Linked DNA regions of Homo sapiens: region 1 is linked to region 2. The links are chromatin contacts, found by Hi-C or POLR2A ChIA-PET in ENCODE. All regions are on one chromosome and are shown on one strand. Each heading gives the region's core, a stretch centred on a gene start or an enhancer-like site at or near the end of the contact. The rest is flanking DNA. Distances are from core to core; before and after follow the strand shown.

Region 1 (3,786 bases), core at 1,256-3,755, 37 kb after region 2:
CAGATGAGAAAACTGAGGTGAGGACCCCTGTCCCATCAGCCTATAAGGCCCACACTTGACAACTAGCACAAAATATTTCAAACCATGAGGAGGGAGGATCACAAAAAGGTAGAAAAAAAAGTTGTGCCATTTTCTTCATATTCCTGTTTTATCTGCTAACTTCTGACACAGTATTTTTGCCTCTTGTGGGTAAATCTTGAATAGAATACACTTGCCCTACACATACGCTGATTACCCAAGAGTTAAGCTTGATTTCCACTCTTTCATCATGGGGCCACACCTTTTCCCTTTTTTAGGGCTCATGTATATCCATGGGTATATTCCAAATTATTTAATCTAATCTTCCAAATTACCTACTACCTACTAGCGCCAATTCCCCGTGGATTGTATGAAAAAGGCCAGGCTGGACAGGAGTGAGCAGGACACGGCGAGCATTGAGTGAGTGAGGCCAGTGACTGGGCATAACCCAGTTGGTGAATCCATGATTCACATGGAATCAGAGATCTGTGGAGCTGGGCAGGCCTTATAAATCTTCTGGTTCATTTAATTCATGGTTCTATTTCAGCACTTATCATAGTCTGGATCGATTTAGAGTGGGCTGTGTGTGTGTGAGTCTTCCTTTCCCAACCCTGAAAAGGGGTTCCCTGCAGACACAGTGCAGGGAGAGAAGCACTGAGAACTCCTCCTTTAGCAGCGGTACACACTGACACCCAGGGGTGTGTTCTTGGGTTTGTAACTTGCCAGGATGTACAGCTAGTGCTGGACCAGCCCAGAGGCTGGCTTGGTTCATAGTCCAACGGTGTTTCCATGACAACGCACTGCCTCCTAGAAATACCCAAATTTATTATTTTAAAAAGATACGCTGATAGATAATTATTCTCATCACAAAGGAAGATGTTACTGTGAGGAAGGATTCACTGTCTGGGACTATGAGCTTTGTAAGAAAACAGGGGCATGAGCTTGAAACCAAACTTGAAATTGAAAAATAAAAAGCAGCAGCTAGACATTCACTACCTCAAAAATAGAGAAAAACATATTGACCTTCTGGTTTTGAAATTGTTTAATAACTGGAAACTAGTTTCAAACTTGAATTTGGCATAGTTTTAAGAACTCAGTCAAGAGGAATACAAAATCCTATTTTTAAAATACAGCTGTTACAGTTTTAAGGCAACACCATCAATCTGCAGTGGAGGGAAACATACAAAGTAAATGTACTTTAAATGTTTTATAACTAATGTATGTATGAAGTAAAATATAAAGAAAATTCATATAGTTTTAACAATTGCAGAGTAATAAAAACATCCATTTTTAAGGATTACGGAAAATATTCAGGTCATTATTTGTCCAACTCAACCAGTTAATTATGTGAATGTCGATTTCAAAATACCCAACTGGAATCTCAGGGGATATGTGTGAGTGTTCTATCCCATGACTCTTTATAATAATAAAAATAAGCAAAAAGTAAATACAATTTGGGTTAAATAGCTTTCCTCTTTCCCTTGGCCACTCGGGCCTTCGTTTTGTTTAATTAATCTGTTCATTTCTGGTGAGACCATCTCTTGGCAATGCTTTGGGATACTTAGGTTTCCTGGAGTACAGAAGAATAGTCCATGTGGTTTCATATTGAATTGTGAGGTTGGAGGTGGGCCTGCTGCAGTCGTTCTGGACACATTCCCCCTCCTATCTTGTGTGCGATACGAGATTTGATAAGCTTTTAAGCAGCTTCTGCCTGTTTTCAGCATCTGCAGTGCATCACCTTTCTGGCTGGACTCACCAGCTTAGAGAAAGCAAACGACTTAGAAAAACCACAAAGCACAGTGCAGGTGCCCCACTGGATGCGGGGACACATTTTTGCAGTTATCTGCTGCTATGTTGGGTGTTAACTTCTGTAACTGAATATTTAAGCCTGGGAACTTGCTTGTTTTTCGCCCTCACATCGGGCATTCTCCGGCCCTTCCCCTGGAGGGTGAATTGTGCGGGTGGGGTGGGGTGGAGGGAGAGGAGCGCGAAAGCAAGGATGACTGCCCACCTTGGATGCCTTTTCCAGCACGATGCTCTGACTAATGAGCAGAGGCCACTGCTGAAGAGCAAGGCTGGGTCTCCTTTTCCAGAGACTGAGCCCATTACCCTCTCGGCCCCACTAGCCTGCAGGCACCAGCCTGCCTCCCAAATGGATGACTTCCGGCTCGCCATGCCGCTCCCAGTCCTAGTGCCAGTGGCCGTGAATAACCTTGCTTTTGTGTGTATTTATTTTATTTTGAATTTCTCCACCCTGGATCTTTCCACCTCCAAACCCCACCCCCTGCTTGCCGGCCCCATGTGGTGATGTTTCTTGAAATGTTAGATTCTTTCTTCCTCTATCCCCCCCTCCAGTTCTGGAAGCATTTTGTTTCTGTACTGCTTTGTGAAACTGGTGCTGAGTCCAGATCCTTGGGGCTTTAAAGTTGAATTAATTATTAAACAGGAAGGGAGCAGTACTTTCAGCAGGCGCCAAGTGACTATACTTAAACTGCAACCTGGCACTGGTTTTCCCACCCTTGTGCTGTGGTTTGCTGAAGGCAACTGGAGATTTTTATTCTAGTTTTAATCAAGCATTTCTGTAAGTTTTCAGGCAGTTAAGATTTGGCAGCAAAGGGCTGGGAAGTCAGTCTTCATCACCTCCTGACCAGTTTGGCCAAAGAAAAAATTAAAACAAAATCAGAAATACTTTCCCAGTTCATAAATCAATCTGAAATTGCCCACTCTCTACGGGTTGCTTTTCCTGAGGACAGGGTGGGCTTTTCTCTCAAATATATGTATATTTTTTATTGATCAGCTTCCATTTGTAGAGAATGGTGCTTTTCAAATAAAACCATCAGAACACTGGCTTTAGTTGCTGTGCGATTGTTATAATCATTGCTTTAATTTAGGGGCTATGTTGAAGATATGAAACCCTGTATTTAAAAATATACTCAGGGAGGGTGGGTGCAGTGGCTCATGCCTGTAGCCCCAGCACTTTTGGAGGCCAAGGCAGGAGGACCGCTTGGGACCAGGCGTTTGAGTCCAGCCTAGCCAACGTAATGAGATCCCTATCTCTAAAATAATGAAAAATCAGCCAGGCACGGTGGTACACCTGTAGTCCTAGCTACTCAGGAGGCTGAGGCGGGAGAATCACCTGAGCCCAGGAGTTTGAGGCTGCAGTGAGCTAGGATATTGCCACAGGACTCCAGCTGGGGCAACAGAACAAGGCACTGTCTCTAAAAATAATAACAGTAGTAATAAAGTAAAAATAAAAATACATATGAAGACACACAGCAGAATTTCTTACTTTTCTGAGGCTAGGCATTCATGCTAGAAATTCGCAACTCAATGGAGTTGGTGGGTCAGCTTAGCCCAGATACTGAATATAGGCATCCTCACAGAGCTATATGAATGAGACAGTGGCCATGTTTTAGAGAAACCCAAAGCCTTCCTAAAGGTATCAAACTAATACCCTTAAATGACAGCAAGACGCTTTCTGGAGGCTGCCCCTGCAGCGGGCTGGCCCTCTGATTTTCCCCTGGCTCCTGGTGTTTGGTGGTGGGCCTTTCCCAGTCTTGGCTGACTGCTCTGCAGGAAGCTCGCTAGGAAATGCTCTGCTCAGCTCCATTAAGTCTCACCCTGTAGCTGAGCAGCGGTGCAGGCTGTCAGGGTGGGGAGGGAGGAAGAGCTATCTGGGTGCAGCTGGGTGCGTAGGCAGGAGTGTGAAGCAGCCTCAAGAGGAAAGAGAACAAAGATTTGGTTAAAAATTTAGATTCATGCATATAA
Region 2 (4,182 bases), core at 949-3,448:
CCATTCAGAGCCTGAACAAAACAAAAACACATTCCAAATCACTCTTTTTTTGAGGTGAGACATCCAGCTTCTTCTGTCCTCAGAAACAAGAGATCCTGGTTTGGGGGCCTTCAGATTCAGACTGGGGCTTACACCACTGACTCTCCTGCTTCTCAGGACTTGGGCTTAAATTGGAACTGCACCACCAGCTTTCCTGGTTCTCTAATTTGCAAATGGCAGATCGTGGGACTTCTCAACCCCCATAATAGCATGATCCAAACTTTTACAATAAATCTCTCTCTCTCTCTCTCTCTCTCTCTCTCTCTATATATATATATATATATATATATATATATATATCCTATTGATTATACTCTTATTGACTTTATATATATATATCCTCTCTGTATATATATAGAGAGAGAGAGATATCTCTCTCTATATATATGTATATCCTATTGATTATACTCCTATTGATTTTATATATATATAATCCTCTATGTCTCTCTATATATGTAGAAATAGATAAACATCTCCTCTCTCTCTCTCTCCATATATATATATATATATATACATACACACACATGCACACACACAAAGAGAGAGACATATAGATAGATAGATAGACAGATGGATATAGCGAGAGACATATATACATCTTCTATTGATTCTGTTTCTCTGGAAGACCCTAACTAATACAACCAGGTGAAGGATGACTGCAGAAGTCCAGGCAAGAATCATGACAGCATGGATGGAGGTGTTGCTGTAGAAATGGAGAGAAGGCTTAGGGCTACACATATGTTTAGGCATGACCAACTAGAAGTGAGTCAGAATAGAAGTGAGTCAGGAACTTCATAAGTTCCTGCAGCATCTCCTCTACAGAATTTGGCTGAGGAGGTATGCAGTACATTCATTGCTAGCATGCTAATTAGAGGAGAGACACCAGGCATCAGTCTGGTCATCCAAATAGTGAGTAAGGAAATAAGCTCCTTCCTTTTGGATAAGCCATTGTTCATGGGAACCATTGCCCTCATGATTATTTCTTTTCAGAACAGGTGCACACAGACAATGCCTTTTATTTTGTTGGTAGATCCCTTTCTATTGGCACTGCTTCCAACTGCTCTGTTAGCCTGGCTTACCTTTTGCCTTACACCTTTTCATGAGCCACCCATCTTTGAGTGCCATTTTCCATGCCAGCATATGTATGCCTATTTTCCCAGCAGCCCCCAGTGTGGCCCCCTTCCTCCTCACCATGTGTCAGGGTTCCCTTGCTGTATCTATTCTGAGAAGTCTGAAAAATTCTACGGTTAGAGTTTGGAGTTAAAAGGAAGGAGAAGATAGAGCGAGGCTGTGAAAATACCCTGCTAATAGTAGCAGAAATGTACATGAAAAACACTTACCGAGAGATGCCTTTTATAGCATCTACATTATTATACTAACAGAAGTAAATTGTATTTTGATTGTGGCCGGTTGAAAACCACATCCTCCATGTATGAAGTATATAATCAGCTTAATCAGTTGCTGATCCCAGGACAATTTCATCCCAGTGTATTGGGAGAGTGCAAATAACATAGAGTTTATTCCATTCTTCTTAGTAATTTAAATGTCACTTTGTTAAATGAACTCGAAGACAGATTTGCATTACTTGAATTCAGGGTTTCCAATAATAATGTAACACTTTTCCTTCTCCCAATACCAAAGCAATGGCTTAATATAAAAAGCAAGTGGTTAAATTCAAAACATTTTCCCACATGAGTGTCTTTTACTGCTATAATTTTTTTTTTGTTTTTGGTGTCAAATTTATTTTTAAAATCTTGCTAAAGATGCCAGTTATTAGGCGATTGTCTGTCAACTTCAAACCCACTTCTGTGTGGTTTTGTGTTGCTGGGGCTGGGACTCTGCAAACCACACTTTACCTTTCCAGTGGCTTCTCTGATCAACTCTGCCAATAGGCGGTGCTAGAGGGAAGTTGTGCTTTGGAGGTGGAAAGGGGGACCTGGCTCCTTCCTGTTTCCTTCCAGTTTGCTTCCTGTTCCTGCAGTGTCACTCCAGCCTCATCTCTTCATGCAGACAGCAGCAGTTCATTGCAGTAGTAACAGCCGGACCTAGTTTGCAGCTTTTCCAGCACTCAGAACCAGCTTCATCTCACCCTGTGAGAGATGCCTGCACCAGCCAGCTGGTGTCCCTCCTCAGAAGTCTGCATCCCAGCACTGTGGGGCCTCTTCTTCAAGCTTCTAAGCTTTAATAATCTCTACCTCTAGTCGTAGGGGAGGCAGCTGCTTCCTGCTACCTCTGTGATATCTTAGTGTTCCCTTTTTGCCTTTTCAGTTCCTCAATTTCTAGTTAACGGGTCTTTATGCTAAAAGGTCTCTGTTAAAATAGCTGGTGTGGCTTCAGTATCTTGGCTGGACACTAAATGATATACGAGGTACCATGAAGCCACTATGAATGACTGACACCTGTGTGACTTTCCAGCCTCTCTGAGAATTCTGAGCTGCATTAAACAAGACTTAGTGTTGCTGGGCTGTAAATGCCCCAGTTTCACGGTGATGAAGACCCACTATAGCCTAGTGCAATTGATACTGCTGAAAACCTCTGGTCCTGCCAAACATTGTTTTATGCAAAAGCCCATGCAATAGAGACATTTGGAGAAACAAGAGAAATCGAAGCCATAAAAGTAGCATTTGCCAGTTTTTCCAGCTGATGTCCACTGAGAATTCTTTATAGGAGATTAGAAGGATTTCTTTCCCTAAAGAGAGCTGATAAAATAAAAGAATTTTAAGTTCTGAGCTTGCATGCCTGTAGCTCAAAGCTGTCATTAGACTTCTTGTGGCCAGGGTGACAGTATGGTAGTCAGGGAACTACCCTCAGCTGTAAAGTCCTTTTATTCTTCATTTGCAAACACTCTGACAACAAAATGCTGAAAAGGAGCTTATAACAAAACCATGTAGGAGATAGCATGCCTGTGGGGTCAGAAGCCAGCGTTTCTGTTCCTGTAAGGCGGGTGATCTGGGGGAGTTATGTTCCAGCTTCCTCATCTCAAAAAACACAACGATAATTCCTGCCCTGGATAGCTCTTTTGAGAATTAAACAAAATAATATTTGCAATGAAGTGAGCCAGGGCTTGGTATCCAACAGGTGTGTGATGATGTGGGCAGCCTTTCCACTCCCACCAATGTCTGCTCTCTTAAGTCCCAGTTGGGCTAAGTACTCCTAAGTACCCCTAAGTCCCAGTTGGGCTAAGTACTCCAAACTACCCCTAAGTCCCAGTTGGGCTAAGTACTCCTAAGTACCCCTAAGTCCCAGTTGGGCTGACTACTCCTCAAAAGCAAAACCTGCCAGGTTGGTGTGAAAATGAGGTGCAGACTCCTGTCATGGGATAGGAGTCACAATTGTTTCTTGCTTTTAGTTTCTAGTTTAGTGCCACCTCCACCAACCTTCCACTTCCCCTCATTACCACGTCCACACTGTCATGGAACAAATAGAGCCAAGACACATGGTGTACAATTTATGTAGCTGCTTTCACGTTCTACCGACCCTGTTTTGTTTTGTTTTTGTTGTTGTTGTTGTTGTTGTTGTTTTTGAGACAGAGTCTTGCTCTGTCTTCCAGGCTGAGTGCAGTGGCGCGATCTTGGCTCCCTGCAAGCTCCGCCTCCCCAGTTCACGCCATTCTCCTGCCTCAGCCTCCCGAGTAGCTGGGACTACAGGACCACGCCACCACGCGTGGCTAATTTTTTGTATTTTTTTAGTAGAGACGGGGTTTCACCGTGTTAGCCAGGGTGGTCTCAATCTCCTGACCTCGTGATCCGTCCGCCTTGGCCTCCCAGAGTGCTGGGATTACAGGCGTGAGCCGCCGCGCCAGGCCCCGACTCTGTTTTGAATAGTTTGCCATTTCTTTGCTTCCTCTGGGACATTAGGGAGTTATGTTGGAGTGTGGCCGAGAGAATTTAAATCATGTGAAGCTTCTCTCTTGATGTAGCACTTGCTGTTCTATCTATATGGATGGAGACTCACTGCTTTGGGACCACAGAGATGTGGGCTCTGTAACCCCTCTAGGCATTTGAGAGGTCTCCAAGCCTCCCCAGATATCTTTGGTGTCGCCCAGAAAGGAAATGGGTCATTCCCTTCCCAGTCTAGTTCACTTAGTCCCAGAATGATTGAAACAAAACTGAAATCAAATCCATCTCCTACTTAAAAGCCTCA

What was found. Hi-C counts contacts between places; a loop is a spot of excess contacts on that map. ChIA-PET counts read pairs that join two places held with the same protein, here RNA polymerase II (POLR2A). Pooled maps may share reads with other maps.
Region 1: a loop to region 2 is called in a map of B cell, with 6 times the contacts of the local background. The contact joins two enhancer-like sites. A Hi-C loop is called at or near these places in 2 of 168 maps with a recorded cell type or tissue (B cell and OCI-LY7), 16 of 37 single-sample maps with no recorded cell type and 6 of 50 pooled maps. POLR2A ChIA-PET finds 5 or more read pairs at or near these places in 4 of 52 experiments (OCI-LY7, Panc1, activated B cell and 1 more).

The regions. Positions count from the first base shown.
Region 1 is chr2:104,938,395-104,942,180 of GRCh38, reverse strand. The region is part of intron 2 of MRPS9-AS2 (MRPS9 antisense RNA 2); the gene reads left to right. Among named protein-coding and RNA genes, the nearest start is that of DALIR, 33 kb to the right of the region's middle. Within about 2 kb of position 2,505, at least 3 of the 41 ENCODE cell types and tissues checked have a DNase peak (open chromatin) inside an H3K27ac peak, as active enhancers do; they include B cell, where a contact is called at or near this core.
Region 2 is chr2:104,974,793-104,978,974 of GRCh38, reverse strand. All of the region lies in intron 1 of MRPS9-AS2 (MRPS9 antisense RNA 2), which reads left to right. Among named protein-coding and RNA genes, the nearest start is that of MRPS9, 61 kb to the left of the region's middle. RefSeq lists an enhancer at 1,810-2,104. Within about 2 kb of position 2,198, at least 3 of the 41 ENCODE cell types and tissues checked have a DNase peak (open chromatin) inside an H3K27ac peak, as active enhancers do; they include B cell, where a contact is called at or near this core.